Regions from separate parts of the Homo sapiens genome. Here region 2 is linked to region 1. A link is an interaction called in ENCODE POLR2A ChIA-PET data of the cell type or tissue named here. Cell type or tissue: Panc1. All regions are shown on one strand.

Region 1 (4,000 bases):
TTTTTCAAAAGACAAGGAAAAAAATTATATTTAAACTCAAAGTGGCTACAAATCAGCTCCTAAACTGTCACTGACAGTAGCATATAGATTTCGTAGTTTTTACAAACTTTTAAAAATATTTATTTACTAAGAAAACATTGCATTAATGCATGATACAAAATTGATAAGTTTTCCTTTAAATTGGAATGCAGTTTAAAGTGACTGAATTTTCCAATTTCAGCTACTGCATTTGAGAAGGATACATACTGGAAAATGGAACTGGTATCATCTAATTTCTTTAGACTCCTTCACTTATGGTAGTTGGGAAAAATCTTTCCATGTGGCATTATATAGATCATATTCTTGATGACTAATATTAATTACTGTGCTTTTTAGCCTTGACAGTAATGAAGAATTCTGGGTGGATATAGTTCATTCAAATAATTTAGGTGTATTTTAAATACATGTTTTCAATTGAAAAAAACAGATCTTTGGCACTTGGCTTTTAATTATGTAAACATTGACATTCTTACATTTTGCTCTTTATATTATAATTGATGTGTATGTTGCAATTCCAATAACTGCACATACAGTTTTATCATACACTTTAAAACAGTGGCATACTTGGTCATAGATACAAATTAATTTTAGATTGAAATATATCTTTGTCACATTACCTATTTTTATTTTTGTGTGTGTATGTAATGACAACCTTTCCATATTGTGAACAAGATAAAATGATATCTAAAATGTTAGTCATGACAACTTCCAACCTTAGCGATCAACGCGCCTCTGAGTTTATGCTGTTAAGGGCTAAAGTAATAGTATTTTCAGTGCGCTATTCTGCCAGTTGCCACACATGCTGAAAAGATCTACTTAAATCTTTCTTGCTAGGCATAACAGATAAATAGTTTTATAAAAAATATTAATTCTGATGCTCTCCAGAGATTTTTATGCTTAACTATTTTCTGTTAGATTTCAGCCAGTAAAATTTACCATTGTTCTTACATTGGAAAATTCCCTTACTAGTCACAATCAACCAGGTCCTTTAAAAAGAGAAAATGGACAGCTCTAACCAATTGTCAAGCATGTAATCAAGTACTTTATTAAGAGAAATCCATCCATTAATCAGTTCTTCCTTTGCTTTTCATTATGTCATAAAGGATGGATTTATTTTAGAGCTTATGGTTTTGAACTACCACTTCCAGCTTCTGGAGACCCAATGATTAACTTGCTTCTACAACCCAGAATGTTCCAAATCATACCTTTTTCATCTTGATTCTCCTAGATTTTACAACAAATCATAGTGACAATACCAGTTCCATTTTGCCTCCAATTCAGTTGATTATATATTTTTTCTATTTATTTCTCATTTTATAATTGATATCTGGAATAATCAGCAGCTCTTTTCTCATTTATTTTCTCATATTTTTATTCCAGGATTTGCCTCTGAAGCAGGGAGTGTCTGCATTAAAAATGACCTGTAGTTCTCTGCTTCATAGGTTAGAAACTTATTTTAATATTTTGTGGCTAAGCACAGTCCCACTTTTCAAATTCTATAATGAATTATTTAATTGGCATTGAATGTGGACCACCAGCATATATTTCATATTGGGGTTTTCTTTATTACTTTAAATGATTAAAATTCAATAGAATGTCCAGCTGAGGCAATAAAAGCTTTATTTTTGCTTTACAGCTTAAAACGTTAAATGAGATTTTAAAAATCTATGGATTGTAACATAAGTAAAATAATGCTATTTGGGCATTTTTAAAAATTCCATTTCTTAGGCCTTATATTGCTTGAAGCATTTATATTCTAAAACATAACCAAATTCTGACTATTCATTTTGGGGAAAAACAATCAGTTCACAAATCACATTTTCAATGGGACTGCTAGCCAGCATAGGTGAAAACATGTATAGTGTATTTACTCTTGAATTGTACACTGCAGATGCTTCTTCAGCTCCCTCCTCTTCCTCCATGGGCGGTGCTTGCAGCTCCTTTACCACCTCTTCCAGCCCTACCATTTATTCTACCTCAGTCACCGACAGCAAGGCTATGCAAGTGGAGAGCTGCTCCTCAGCCGTGGGGGTAAGTAACAGAGGGGTAAGTGAAAAGCAGTTAACCAGTAACACAGTTCAGCAGCATCCATCAACACCGAAGAGGCACACAGTCTTGTACATCTCACCACCACCTGAGGACTTGCTGGATAACAGTCGGATGTCCTGCCAGGATGAGGGGTGTGGATTGGAATCTGAGCAGAGCTGCAGTATGTGGATGGAGGATTCCCCCTCCAACTTCAGTAACATGAGCACCAGTTCCTACAATGATAACACTGAGGTACCTCGTAAATCACGAAAACGAAATCCAAAGCAGAGGCCGGGGGTCAAACGACGAGATTGTGAAGAATCTAATATGGATATATTTGATGCCGACAGTGCCAAAGCACCTCACTATGTGCTTTCTCAGCTTACCACGGACAACAAAGGCAACTCAAAAGCGGGAAATGGGTTGGTATTCACATTTTTTAAAATTCTATCATCATTATGCAAAACAAACAAACAAAAAAAATTCCCAATTTTTCCTAATTGCTGAGCTCAAGTTTGCATATAAAGCAACAGTGCTAATTTTATCATTGAAATACATGAAAATTTTAACTTAAAATTACCAACTTTTACTAGATAGAAAATAAAATAATCATAGATTCTAGCAATAGATATCTTATTATCAGTATAGTTAGGTAGTAGAAAATGAAAATAATCTGTTCTGAAATAAATTTCAAATGAATTTATATTTTAAAAGGACTTTTACTCAGCCAGGTGCGGTGGCTCACACCTGTAATCCCAGCACTTTGGGAGGCCGAGGCGGGCGGATCACCTGAGGTCAGGAGTTCGAGACCAGCCTGACCAACATGGTGAAACCCCATCTCTACTAAAAATACAAAAAAAATTAGCCGGGCATTGTGGCATGTGCCTGTAATCCCAGCTACTTGGGAGAACTGAGGCAGGGGAATCGCTTGAACCCAGGAGGCAGAGGTTGCAGTGAGCCGACATCACGCCACTGTACTCCAGCCTGGGCGACAAGAGCGAAACTCCATCTCAAAAAAAAAAAAACACCAAAAAAAAAACCGAAAGAACTAGCAATGTAATGACTCCATCCAAAACAACTCAAACAGTCACTAAGAGCTATGTTCTCTTTCCAATTGTGTCCTCATATGGTTTACATTTTTTAGAGGATTTTAGACTTAATTTTTTTCTCTTTAATTGATGAAAACAAGAAAAAACTAAATTGAGAGTTTGATTCTCATCATTTAGATTCATGTATCATAAGCTTTTTTCCTTTGATACTAATACATTGATTGTACAGAGTCGATATTTTTTTTAAATCACTCATTTTTTTTCTGTGATTCTGGGTTACTTATTTAGAGGGTGATGAAACAGGATCATGGTACATGTTTGAGTTTTCTTTCATCTCTGCCAGTCACACTACCCACTAATATAGTTCAATAGCTATGTTACAGAATATTCACTGCTATAATGCAGACTAGTATGACTTTTAATTCCTTTAGTAATTTTATTGTAATATTTAATTGCTAGACTTTTAAATTAGATTTTTGTATAGTACATTCAAAATAATTTGTTAAAATTTAACTCTCTAGGACCCAGGATCTCCTACAATTTCAGTTTTACACAAAAAGTGGTCAAGAAGCTTTAGATTGATTTACTACTTGATGACATCACTGATCTTTTTTTGGTTAAAAATTCAGTTGAATATTATAGAGAATATTCTTAATATATATTTAACTTGCCCTTAAGCACTCCCTCAGTACATTTTAAAAAGTAATATCTACCCTTTAAGCAATAATTACTCTACACCGCTTCTTTACCTCCTTAAGGGTGATGTAGTTAAATGAAAATGAATATTTAAATGCTTTTCAGTTTTAGAAAGTCCAGTTTAGTAAATTACCTAAAAGAAAATAAGATATACTCTTTCCTAAAATGTTGCCATTTAATAAAATCAA
Region 2 (4,000 bases), 160 kb before region 1:
TGGCTCACATCTTTAACTCCAGTGATCTGGGAGGCCAAGGCGGGAGGATAGCTTGAGGCCAGGAGTTTGAGACTAGCCTGGTCAACACAGACCCTGTCTCTACAAAAAACACAAAAATTAGCCAGGCGTGATGGTGCGTGCCTGTAATCCCAGCTACTCAGGGGGCTGAGGTGAGAGGATTGCTTGAGCCCAGGAGTTTGAGGCTACAGTGAGCTATGACTGCACCACTGCACTCCAGCCTGAGTGACAGAGCAAGACCCTGTCTCTAAAGGAAAAAAGAAATGGTTATGACTTTGCTCAAAATTGAGCTCTGAAAGTATTTATTAACACAAAAAACTGGAACGTTGTAGGAAAATATTTACCAATGTGGGAATGCGTTCATACTGTCTATTAAGTGAAAGGCAGGTTACAGCCAGCTCACGCCTGTAATCCCAACACTTCGGGAGGCCTAGGTAGAAGGATCGCTTGAGCTCAGGAGTTTAAGACGAGCCTAGGCAATATGATGAGACCCTGTCGCTACAAAAATATAAAAAATTATCCAGGCATAGTGGCGAGCACCTGTGGTCCCAGCTACTCAGGAGGCCGAAGTGGGAGGATCACTTGAGCCTGGGGAGGCAGAAATTGTAGTAACCCATGATTGCACGATAGCATCCCAGCCTGGGGGACATAGCAAGGCCCTGTCTCAAAAATAAAAAATAAAAAAATAAGTGAAAGGAAGGTTACAAAGCAGGATGCTTTCACTAAAATATAAATAGCCTAGAAAGATCTATTTCAAGCTGCTCAGTCCATGGTGAGCACTCAGTAAATATCAGTTAAATGATTGAGTGACTATTAATAAGAATTAGCACCGGGTGGCCAGACACGGTGGCTCATGCCTGTAATACCAGCACTTTGGGAGGCCGAAGCGGGCGGATCACGAGGTCAAGAGATTGAGACCATCCTGGCTAACATGGTGAAATCCTGTCTGTACTGAAAATACAAAAATTAGCTGGGTGTGGTGGCGCATGCCTGTAGTCCCAGCTACTTGGGAGGCTGAGGCAGGAGAATCCCTTGAACCCAGGAGGTGGAGGTTGCAGTAAGCCAAGATCGCACCACTGCACTCCAGCCTGGCGACAGAGCGAGACTCCATCTCAAAAAAAAAAAAAAAAAAAAAAAGAATTAGCGTCGGGTGGTGAAATTACAAGTGATTTTATATTTTCTTCTGCACCCTTATTTATATTTTCTAACTTTCTATGGTGAACACATATACTTCTGTAATAAGAAAAAACATGTAGGAAGAAAAGTATAGTTGTTGTGTCGTAATATTTCAGAGCTGGAAGGAGCTTTAGAGACAAAGACACGCTTGGCTAGTGAGAGGCCAAAACCTAGTTTCCGACAACACACAAACATCTTTCAGAGCCAAGGAGAAAATACTGCGTGATTGTCTTCTGGCCAGGACAAACTCTCGCAGTGTGGCAATTCAGGAGTGGATTTCAAGAGGGAAAAACAAAGGGTATTAATGCTCCTCAACAAGATATAAAACATCATGAAAAATCTTACTACAACAAACCCAGGGCATCATAATCTTTGCTCTAGTTGGGCCTCCCTGCTCACAGGGCCCTCAGCTGTGGCATCAGCAGGGACACCCTCCAGGACTCTCCCTGCGCAGCCAGCATGGGAGAGAAGTCTGTCTTTCTCTTTTTTTTTTTTTTTTTTTTTGAGACGGAGTGTCACTCTGTTACCCAGGCTGGAGTGCAGTGGCACAATTTCAGCTCACTGCAATCTCTACATCCTGGGTTCAAGCAGTTCTCATGTCTCAGCTTTCCAAGTAGCTGGGATTACAGGCATGCGCCACCACGCCTGGCTAACTTTTTTGTATTTTTAGGAGAGACAGGGTTTCACCATATTGGTCAGGATGGTCTCAAACTCCTGACCTCAGGTGATCCAGCTCCCAAAGTGCTGGGATTACAGGCGTGAGCCACCGCGCCCGGCCAGAAGTCTTCGTCTCTTGCAGGAAGAAGCCTACTACTGGTTGTCCCCACATATTGGCTCTTCTTCAAAGCCTGTCCTTTCTGCAAAATTCTTAATCACTGTCTACCTCAGATGTCCTTTCTGTTTTTTCAGCATTTACCACTGGCTTACATGCTCAAGTTTGTATTTTATTTTTATTTTTATTTTTTGAGGCAGGGTCTTGCTTTGTTGCCCAGGCTGGAGTGCAGTGGTGCAATTAGGACTCACTGCAGCCTCTTGGGCTCAAGTGATCCTCCTGCCTCGGCCTCCCAAAGCACTGAGATTACAGGTGTGAGCCACAATCCCTGGCCCATGCTCAACTTTGGAAATCGCTGTACTCTAGTCTATGAAACGCTTATTGACCTAACAGCTCTTAGTTCTGTGACTCAGTTAGTCTCATCAAACATTTTGGTTTTTTATTATTTTATATTTTTTCCTGGGGGCGTAGACTCAAGTGCCCTGAATATACACTCCCTCAAAAAAGTTTTGAGTGAGGACAAGGTGCTAAGCACCAGTATTTAGGCTGGGCAGAATATCTACTGGTATTTAGGCTGGGTATGAGGGCTCGTGCCTATAATCCTAGTACTTTGGAAGGCCGAGGCAGGAGGATTGCTTGAGCCCAGGAGTTGGAGTCTGCAGTAAGCTATGACTGTGCCACTGTACTCCAGCCTGGTGACAGAGAGAGAGCCTATTTCTAAAAAAAAAAAAAAAATTTAAGATATTTATCCAAGAAAAAGTATATGTCCACAAAAAGACTTTCATGAAATGTGTTATCTGTTTATATCATAGCCAGGGTCCCAGCAGGTAATTCGAGAAGAGTTTAATAAAGGGACTGTGCATAAGGGTGTATTTGGTTTAGAGAAACCACCAAAGCTGCAACTTCCTTCCAAAGAGAAACATACTATGGAAAAGGGTCAGGGTAGGGGCGGGCAGAAAGAGTAACTTTAAAGGGGAAACCTGACTCGACCTCAGCCAGGCCATCAAGGTCAACATTAAGGTCACAGATCATGTGGATTTTATGTACCCTTGATATGAAGGGATGAAATGGCAATTGACCTCTGTGGTCTTCCTCCCCCAAACTCTATGCTCAGTCTAATAGTGAGAAAAAATCAGACCAATTCAAAAAGAGGGGCCTACGATGTACCTGAGCAGTACTCCTCAAACCTGTCAAGGTGGTTGTGCAGCAGAGGACACAATTAATAACGTGAAAAGGCAACCTTTGGAATGTGAGAAAATATTTGCAAATCATACAGTCATGACAATACAAAAAAAGTTTCAGTTCATGACAGAATAAACAACGGTGGTCCCGTGACATTACAATGGAACACAAATTGAAACCATCTGATATATGGGCCGGGTGTGGTGGCTCACGCCTGTAATCCCAACACTTTAGGAGGTTGAGGCATGTGGATCACCTGAGGCCTGGAGTTCGAGACCAGCCTGGACAACATGGTGAAACCCTGTCTCTACTAAAAATACAAAAAAAATTAGGCGTGGTGGTGGGCACCTGTAATCCCAGATACTCAGGAGGCTGAGGCAGGAGAATCACTTGAACCTGGAGGCGAAGGTTGCAGTGAGCCGAGATTGCACGACTGCACTCCAGCCTGGGCGACAAGAGCAAAACTCCATCTCAAAAAAAAAAAGAAAAGAAACCTGATATATGGTACTTGATATTGGCATTGCAGGTCCAGTAAGGGAAAGGACTGATATTCAGTACTGGTGCTGGGATACCTGGTTTTGCATAATATATATGTAAATAAAAATATATATGCCATCTAGGTTTGTGTAAGTACACTCTGTGATGTTTGCACAACGACAAAATTGCATAAGGACTCATTTCTCAGAACATATCCCCATCATTAAGTGACATATGACTGTGTCTGATAAGGGGTGCATATCTAGAATATGTAAGGATCTCCTACAACTCAGTATCAAAAATTAAACAACCTGATTAAAAAACAGGCAAAGGACTTGAGTAGACATTCCCCCAATGAAGATAGAAAGATATGCA

The links. Peaks named below come from ENCODE experiments on the same cell type or tissue, not always from the same donor. Only the 100,000 strongest peaks of a DNase experiment are listed, where the experiment ranks them.
Region 2: POLR2A ChIA-PET joins it to region 1 with 7 read pairs; 5 of 35 experiments call an interaction of 5 or more read pairs at or near these places.

Annotation. Positions count from the first base shown.
Region 1 is chr16:69,645,098-69,649,097 of GRCh38, forward strand. NFAT5 (nuclear factor of activated T cells 5) reads left to right here. Exons shown (of 15, transcript NM_138713.4): 4 at 1,931-2,489. Among named protein-coding and RNA genes, the nearest start is that of SNORD13H, 62 kb to the right of the region's middle. In Panc1, no CTCF peak of the experiment used is centred here; no DNase peak of the experiment used is centred here.
Region 2 is chr16:69,489,475-69,493,474 of GRCh38, forward strand. No RefSeq gene overlaps it. Among named protein-coding and RNA genes, the nearest start is that of CYB5B, 67 kb to the left of the region's middle. In Panc1, no CTCF peak of the experiment used is centred here; no DNase peak of the experiment used is centred here; H3K27ac peaks cover 1,054 bases.